Regions from separate parts of the Mus musculus genome. Here regions 1 and 2 are each linked to region 3. A link is a loop called in an ENCODE intact Hi-C map of the cell type or tissue named here. Cell type or tissue: left cerebral cortex. All regions are shown on one strand.

Region 1 (2,500 bases), 130 kb before region 3:
AGGCATAACTCCCACTTTGCGACCCCCTCTGTATCCCCTTCAAAGTACTCCCCCCTCCAATCCTCCACCAACCCCCAACCCCTGGTTTAGCATTGGCCTCTATCGTTCTCCAGTTACCAACTGAAGCTGCAAGCAGATCTGGGCAGCCGGGGAGTCGGCTGGGTTGCCTCGGATTTATTTGCTCCTGTTACATTGATTTCATATTAGTTTCCAAAGCGATGAATGATCTCAAAGCTGGGTTTTGTTAGCCGAACACAAACAGGAGACAGGACTTACTTGCCCCCAGCTCCGTTTAATGAGGTCATTATCAAAGCGTGAACAAGTCTATGAATGTTTTATTGAAAGCGCATCGTTAACTTGTATCCATCCTTTTCTCTGAGTGGCATTGTGGTATTGCTGTCTGTGGCACATCTTACCCGATATAGCCCGAGATTTCCCCATTCTCTGTAACCAGGCAACCCTTTCTGAATACCCAAAAATTGAAAAGAACCGCTTAGTCTTCAAGAAAGTCCTCAATAATAGTGGAAAAGAACAAAGATCCAGGAGACAACAAAATGCCACAGGGGTGACTTTTCATGAGCAATTATCTCTCATTAATCAGAAGAACAGCTGCAATATTAATTTTCTCTCTTTCTTCCTCTCTTTTCACAGTCCTCAACATTTGAATAATCATAAATTTTGATTTTATGAAGGAGTCGAGTTTTCAGGGAAAGCAGCTACCTAGGTGAAGACAAGGAAAAAAATGCTCTCGGTTTATTTTGTTATTGTTGTTGTTGCGGGTAAAGCTGTCAGCAAAGCAAAATTAAAAAAAATAAAAAAATACAAAACAAGAAAAATACCAACCCCGACCCCCCCCCCCCCCACCCATCTACTCCTAGACTGCTACTGAGAATCAGGACCCACTCTCCTCCACTCCCCCTCCCTGCCAGCCCCCCTTCCCTCCCCCTGCCCAGTCCCTTTCCCTAGTTTTGCTCTGTGCGGGGTGGAGGGAAATGTCGCCCGGCGTCTGGCGTGGGAGTTTCAGCTGGGTTTTGGCCCGTTTAACTTGCAAACGTGAAACCAAGCGTTGTCGATCTGACCAAAGAGACACTCTTTGGGCGTAACTTGTATTGAGGCCATCAAAAGCCCTCCAGCGTCCGATGAACTGAGACAGCCATTCAGCAGAAATGGGGCGCCCTCGCTTTCCATTCAGGCTCTGGAGTGGCGATTGTTCCCAGGATGTGGAGCCAGAGTGGAAAACGTGGGTCCCCAGATAAGGCTGTAACCTGCAAGCGAGTTAGTAGGGAGGAAAAGAATCTCATTAAAGGCAAGGGTGCAATTAGCAAATGCCTTCTCTCTCCCCTCCCCACCTTGAAAGCAGTGGTCCCGGTCCCCACATTCCTGCACTGGCTGAGCGAGAGGCTACTGAAAGGCCTTAGTGATGTTGCTTTTAATGTAAATCGGACGTGGCCCAATCCAGAGAGGTAACAGGTTGCAGACCCTGTGCCGAGGCAGTACCCAAAGTGCTTTTGCTTCTGCCTGGTGTTTATTCAGAGTAGATGGGCCTTTGAGAGACCTGAATTCCCCTTTGTGCTCCACACAGTTGCAGGAGTTCAATCGAGCCCTCTGAGAAAGGGAGGGGGTGTCTTCTGAGAAAAGAGTCAGCGGTTTGGCTCAGCATTTCAGGAAAAGCTGCCTGTCTGTCTCCTCCGGGCCTTCTGGCCCTAGGAACAGAATTTTGACGGCAGCAAATACCCTCCCCCCGCCGCCGCCCCCACTTCACCTTAACTTAGATTTGCCCACCTCCAAATTCTAAGCAGGCATCCCTCTCCCACTCCCAAAGCGCTCGTCTGTCACTGGAATGAATTTATTGAGTGCCTACTCTGTGACCAGCGTGTGCGAGGCACCACGGGGAGCCCAAGGAAAAGGCCGAGACAGTATCCAATAGAATATTGTTTCGTTCTAGTAACAAAGGCCTGAGGTGGGGACAATTATCCGGATAATTGAAGCAAATGCCCCACCTCCCTCCCTCCCTCCATCGCTCCCGCTCCAGTGCTTCTGGCACTTCTCAGCCTGGCTCCTCTTTACAGCAAAGGCGCCTTCGCAAAGACTGGGAGGGGAGGTAGGGAGGGGAGGGGGGCAGGCAAGGCAGGGGGCAGTTTTTCACCGAACACCAATTCCCTACTCCCCTCAGCCCAAGCTCGCTGCTGCAAGCATTGGACTGATACAGCTGCGGAATTATGGGGATCAAAACACTTTTCTTTCTGCCCTTCCTCCTCCTTCTCTCCTCCACTTTCATTTTTTTTTTCTTTTCTTTCAAGGATGCCAGATGAGGAGTCTAAGTCCCTGGACCCTGCACTTTTATTTTTCATTTTAACCCAATGGAGAATGAACCTTTGTACTTGAGAAACTCTTCAGCCTTTCTCATTGTTTTTTGTTTGTTTGTTTTTGTTTTGTTTTGTTTTCAAGCTTGGTCATCTACCAAAAAACACCTAGTGAGCTTTTATAAAAACATCCAAAG
Region 2 (2,500 bases), 100 kb before region 3:
GGACAGTAGACAGGAAAGCACTGTTTGCCGGGCAGTGGTGGTGCACGCCTTTAATCCCAACACTTGGGAGGCAGAGGCAGGGGGATTTCTGAATTCGAGGCCAGCCTGGTCTACAGAATGAGTTCCAGGACAGCCAGGGCTACACAGAGAAACCCTGTCTCGAAAAACCAAACCAAACCAAACCAAACCAAACCAAACCAAACCAAACCAAACCAAACCAAACCAAACCAAACCAAACCAAACCAAACCAAACCAAACAACAACAACAAAAAAAAAGAGAATGCACTGCTTTGTTAATCTCAAGTTGGCAAAGTCAACCAACTCTGCTTCGCATCGTGGACTAAAAACGTTTTATTAAACCGGCAGTCAGATTCTCTGGTCCGGCCAGGGGCTTCGCCCGCTGTCGTTGTTTGGGCTACAGATTACTCCAGCCTGGCTCTAGGAGTCGAGTCGGGGTCAGCGCCCCCGATCCTCACAGACGCCGCCTTCCGGGTCGCTGACCCTGGAGCCGGAGGGCGGGGCCGCGCCGGGTGGAAGCGGAGGAAGAGGCCGGCGTCCCGGGAGCGCGCGAGACCGTCCGCGTGAACGCGCCCGCCCGCCCACCCGCGCGCCCGCGCCCACGCCCGCGCCCGCCCGCGCTCCCGGGAAGTCTCGCGATGCGGTAGCCGGCTGCTCCTGCTGCGGGTGGCTCGGGCTGTTGCTGTGGTTGCCGGAGTTGCGGCGGCGACGGCGGCGGCGCTGGCGCGGGCGGCGGCGCTGGCGGGGGTGGCGGCCCCGGCGGATGTTGACATTGTGTTGTTGTTCCTGCCCACGGTAATGGCGGCGGTGGCGGCGGCAACGGCGGCGGCCGGGACCAGGTCTCCTCAGTAGCCGGAGCCCACACTGCCGAGCGCCAGCTCCGCGGCCTCCGCGCCCGCCGCCTCACCAGCCGTTCCCCGCGGCCGCCCCAGAGCCAGGGCCCCGGGCGGGGGGCTCGCCGGCTCGGGATGGCGGATTTCGATGAAATCTACGAGGAGGAGGAGGACGAGGAGCGGGCCCTGGAGGAGCAGCTGCTCAAGTACTCGCCCGACCCGGTGGTGGTCCGCGGCTCCGGTCACGTCACCGTGTAAGGCCCTGCGAGGGCTAGGACGAGGACGGGTGGCGAGGCGCGGGCGGGGTGGGCCCTGGGACCCCTGGGGGTCCTCCTTTTCTTAAACCCCCGTCCCCGGTGACTGGCGCGGGACGGGGGCCTTGGGGGAAGCTCCGGCGATCAGGAAGTGAGAACTTGCTCTGCTTCCATTTGTTTAGGACTCCCAAGTGGGGACAGACACTGCCTCCCCTCCCTCCCACAGCCCCGGAGCAGGCCCCGTGGCCCGCGGGGATGTGTGGGGTCCCAGCCGGGAAGATGGCTCTTTAGGGTCTGCCTGATGGGCCATCGGTACAGGCTAGAGGTGCACACACTCACACACACACACACACACACACACACACATCTTGTGGGATCCATCTTTGTAACACCCCCCACACCCCCGTTATTCTTTGGGACTCTGCCTGACTTACAGCCTATTGACATATGGCTCAGAGGTCAGATCTGAGGTGTTAAGATCCCAGTGGCAGTTGGTAAATGAGATTCACTGTCGTGTGTCTATCACACATAACACGTAGGGGCTTCCCAGTTCCTCAAGAGTAAATTTCTGCAAAACTGATTCGAGTTGCTGTCAATTATGTATGATAGAAGTATACAGGTGGACGGAAAAAAAGAGGAGGATACATCTGTTTACAAGGAATTACAAGTACCGAGTTTCCTGTAATCCGGTCTGTTTTGGGACACGGACCTAGGTTGGCTTCTTTGATAAGGGCCCCTGTAAGGTTTATTAGCAACATCAAAAGTCCCAATATTATTCAAACAATAAGGGATGAAAGCATTCTGAAAGGTCGTGACTAATAAAGGAATGTAGACTTGGGGCAAATAATGAGTTGTCCGGAAGAAGGAAGTTTTGTAACATTTCCCTGATAAAATCCGGAGTTTGTACAACTTAGGGTATTGATACTCCTTTGCAGCTGCTATCTCCAGTTGAAAAGTCATCGCTCAAACTTCCTGTACTTGCATATCACTTTATCACTGATAGAAAAAGGCAGCGAGCCTGAAGCTGTCTGGAGCGCTTGTCATTGTTTTTTGGTGTAGGGTGAGTGGGGCGTGCTGTGGGCAAGGCGGTCAAACAGTGAGGCTCCTCAGAAGATCGGCCCTTGTGTAGTCATCCTGACTAGCCTTGTTGTTGTTGTTGGGGTGTGCTTATGTAACACCTTGGTGTCTTCGCACCTGTTAACGTGTGCATTTAGGTGATTTAACAGGGTAAAAACACTGCATAAGCATTGTTTCAGTACCTGGATAAGGAGATGGGACTTCGCACCATAATAACTGCTCTGTTTTAACTGTCAACACAAACTTAATTAAGGAATATAGCTAATTATGAATAATACAGTTTAAATGTATATCATAATGCTTTTAGTGTTATAACCT
Region 3 (2,500 bases):
TTGCAATGAATACTTTTTCCCCTGTGGACTCTGCTGTTCTTGTATTATAACTATTAATAGTTTTGTCTGACTCTTCTTTTAAAAAGCTCTTGGCTATGCTTAGGACTGAACCCATGGCCTTGAATTCTACCTATGGGTTACAATCCAGCCCTGTGTCTTATTTGATGCCTCCTTTCTTAAAGGCTAACATTATGTCCTTGTCTTGCGTTTTGTTTGTTTTTTTGTTTTTTGTCTTATAATAGAACCTTATATATTGAGCCAGGTTTAGTGGCTGACACTTGTAATCCCGGCACTTGGGAAGCTGAGGCAGGAGGACTTTCAGGAGTTTGAGGTTAATTCTGGGCAACAGTGACTATTAGATCCTGCCTCAAACAAACACCCAAAGTAATCTTATACATAGCTAAGCTCAAACATATTTGTAGGAAGGAATTACTCCATGGAAGAAGTAAGCATCCTTCCTTGTCAACAGAGAAGATGTCAGCTGAGAATAGACAGCTATGTTGGCAGCCAGCATGAGCACCTTTTAGCTGCTAGAATTTCAGTCCTTCATTGACTACAATGATACATCCAGATAGTTCCTCCCAAAGAACATGGATCAAATCTCTCCCAGTTCGATGACGTGCAGGGCTCAGGATAGAATTCTCTTGCTAGAACCTCATGATGTGTGTGTGTGTGTGTGTGTGTGTGTGTGTGTGTGTGTGTGTGTGTCTTACTTTGAAATGACTGCAAATTCTCTAAATACCTCCTGTAGGGAAATCTGCCTGCCCCCTCACATAGCGATAAAATCTTAGCACAAAGCGAAACGGATGATAAATGGAGAAATCTGGCCCCCATCTGCAAAACGAATGGTTTCAACTAAAGGATCCATCCATCGAACTCGTGATGGTTTGAAAATATTACACATTCTCTTAAGTTCTCTGAGAAATTTGGCCAAGCCGACCAAAACACCCCACCAAAACCAAAGCCTCCCGAATAGCTAGGTTTTGTAGAGGGAAAGCAGTGACTTTTTACAGACTCTCTCGCTGCTCCCTTGTGGGGACTGAGGCGCCCGGTATCTAATCTACTCCCCACTTCCTGTGTTATGAAATGCTGGGCATAGTTCTGTCTTGGCTCACTTGCATTGTGCTAGAGCCAAGAGCGGGACAAAAGCCACAGCAAACACTGCCCTCTTTCGTCCGATTGCGTCTCTGCCACTTCTCCGCGGGCCAGGCAGGCAAAAGGGAAGGTTATAAACGCTGAGAGAGCCTTGGCTTGTCTTTCCATCTCCGTGGTTTCTCCGTGCGACTGCGAGGCCTCGGCAACGGGGAACATCTTTATTTTGGTGTCATAAATATCTCAACTTATCCAAGGCTGCTACTCTTGCCTGACGCTTGCTCCGTTCTGAGCTCGGAAGAGTGGGTGTGAAGCAGAAAAGAGCCCTCATTGTTTAAGGTCTCTCAGCTCCGCTTGGATTGAGCTCTGAGCTCAAGATAAAAACCCCAGAAAGTGACACGTCAGCAGCCACAGAGAGGATCTCTTCTGCCTTCCCAACCGCTCGTTTGGAAGAGAAGGGTTTTCTCTTTGTGGTTTGTGGAATTCTTTCCTCATAATTGGGTCATGATGCTCATCAGTATGTTGTTTGGGGATGAACTGTGTGGCCCCCCAAATAGTGCTATAGTGCTTGATCAGGTCTGTTGAGGCAATCTACTGCTGCAAGGCCCGCAAGAGAAAGACATCGCTGCTTGTGGGCTGATTTGATTTGATTTACACAGGTTTGGGTGTTTGTTTGTTTGTGTTTGTTTTTGTTTATTTTTTGGTTGGTTGGTTGTTGTTTTTTTGTTTGTTTGTTTGTTTGTTTTTTTGATACAACCATGAATCACAATTAGAAACTAAATATTGGCATGACTTCATTTTTTGGTTGATTTGAATCATGCTTCTCACCTATTTCTTAGGGTTTGTGGGGTGCAAGGGTGAAGAGTCAGAGGAAGGGTGTGTCACTTAGGAAGATTCTGATCCAGGCAGGAAGGAAAGCAATAGAATGTGGAATTGGCCCACGTGTGATTTTTATTCCTAAGCTTTAGCCCAAGTTCCAGTGACTCTAAGTCCTTGATTTCCCAGAACAGCTCTAGAGACAGGTATTTGGCTCTGCTGTGCCCAGCAAGGAAAGTGTGCTTTTCAGAGTGTGTGTTTCTATGGGCAGCTTGGGAAATGTTAGATACAGTCACAGAGACATAAAGCTACCTCAAGGGCCAGGTCCCTGGGGACCCTGGGTGTCTGCTGTCCAGTGGAAAGCCTACAGGGATTGCTACTGCACATTCCAGGAATGTTCCAGAAGGAGTGCTACCTCTTCTGATCTCCAACACCCTCTCACCACCAGCAGATCTCTAGAAGAGATCTAAGCCAAGAACAAAGTCAAGAGATTGATCCATTTGTTCTCAGTGAGGGCTTTTGATGGGGCATTTACACAGGCGTCTGTCAACGTGCAGAGATCAGGGAAATTTCCAACAAGGGGGTTAGGAGG

Evidence for each region. Peaks named below come from ENCODE experiments on the same cell type or tissue, not always from the same donor. Only the 100,000 strongest peaks of a DNase experiment are listed, where the experiment ranks them.
Region 1: it touches region 3 in a loop (2.1-fold over the local background); 3 of 42 quality-filtered maps call a loop at or near these places.
Region 2: it touches region 3 in a loop (2.3-fold over the local background); 3 of 42 quality-filtered maps call a loop at or near these places.

Annotation. Positions count from the first base shown.
Region 1 is chr5:75,069,801-75,072,300 of GRCm38, reverse strand. No RefSeq gene overlaps it. Among named protein-coding and RNA genes, the nearest start is that of Gsx2, 4.6 kb to the left of the region's middle. In left cerebral cortex, no CTCF peak of the experiment used is centred here; a DNase peak (open chromatin) is centred at 1,208.
Region 2 is chr5:75,042,785-75,045,284 of GRCm38, reverse strand. Chic2 (cysteine-rich hydrophobic domain 2) reads left to right here and starts at 644. Exons shown (of 6, transcript NM_028850.5): 1 at 644-1,105. The coding sequence starts at 987. In left cerebral cortex, no CTCF peak of the experiment used is centred here; DNase peaks (open chromatin) are centred at 720 and 1,273; H3K4me3 peaks cover 2,250 bases; H3K27ac peaks cover 959 bases.
Region 3 is chr5:74,942,882-74,945,381 of GRCm38, reverse strand. Gm52779 (a long non-coding RNA gene) reads left to right here and starts at 1,095. Exons shown (of 2, transcript XR_003955748.1): 1 at 1,095-1,751. In left cerebral cortex, a CTCF peak has its summit at 1,164; a DNase peak (open chromatin) is centred at 1,205; H3K4me3 peaks cover 658 bases; H3K27ac peaks cover 322 bases.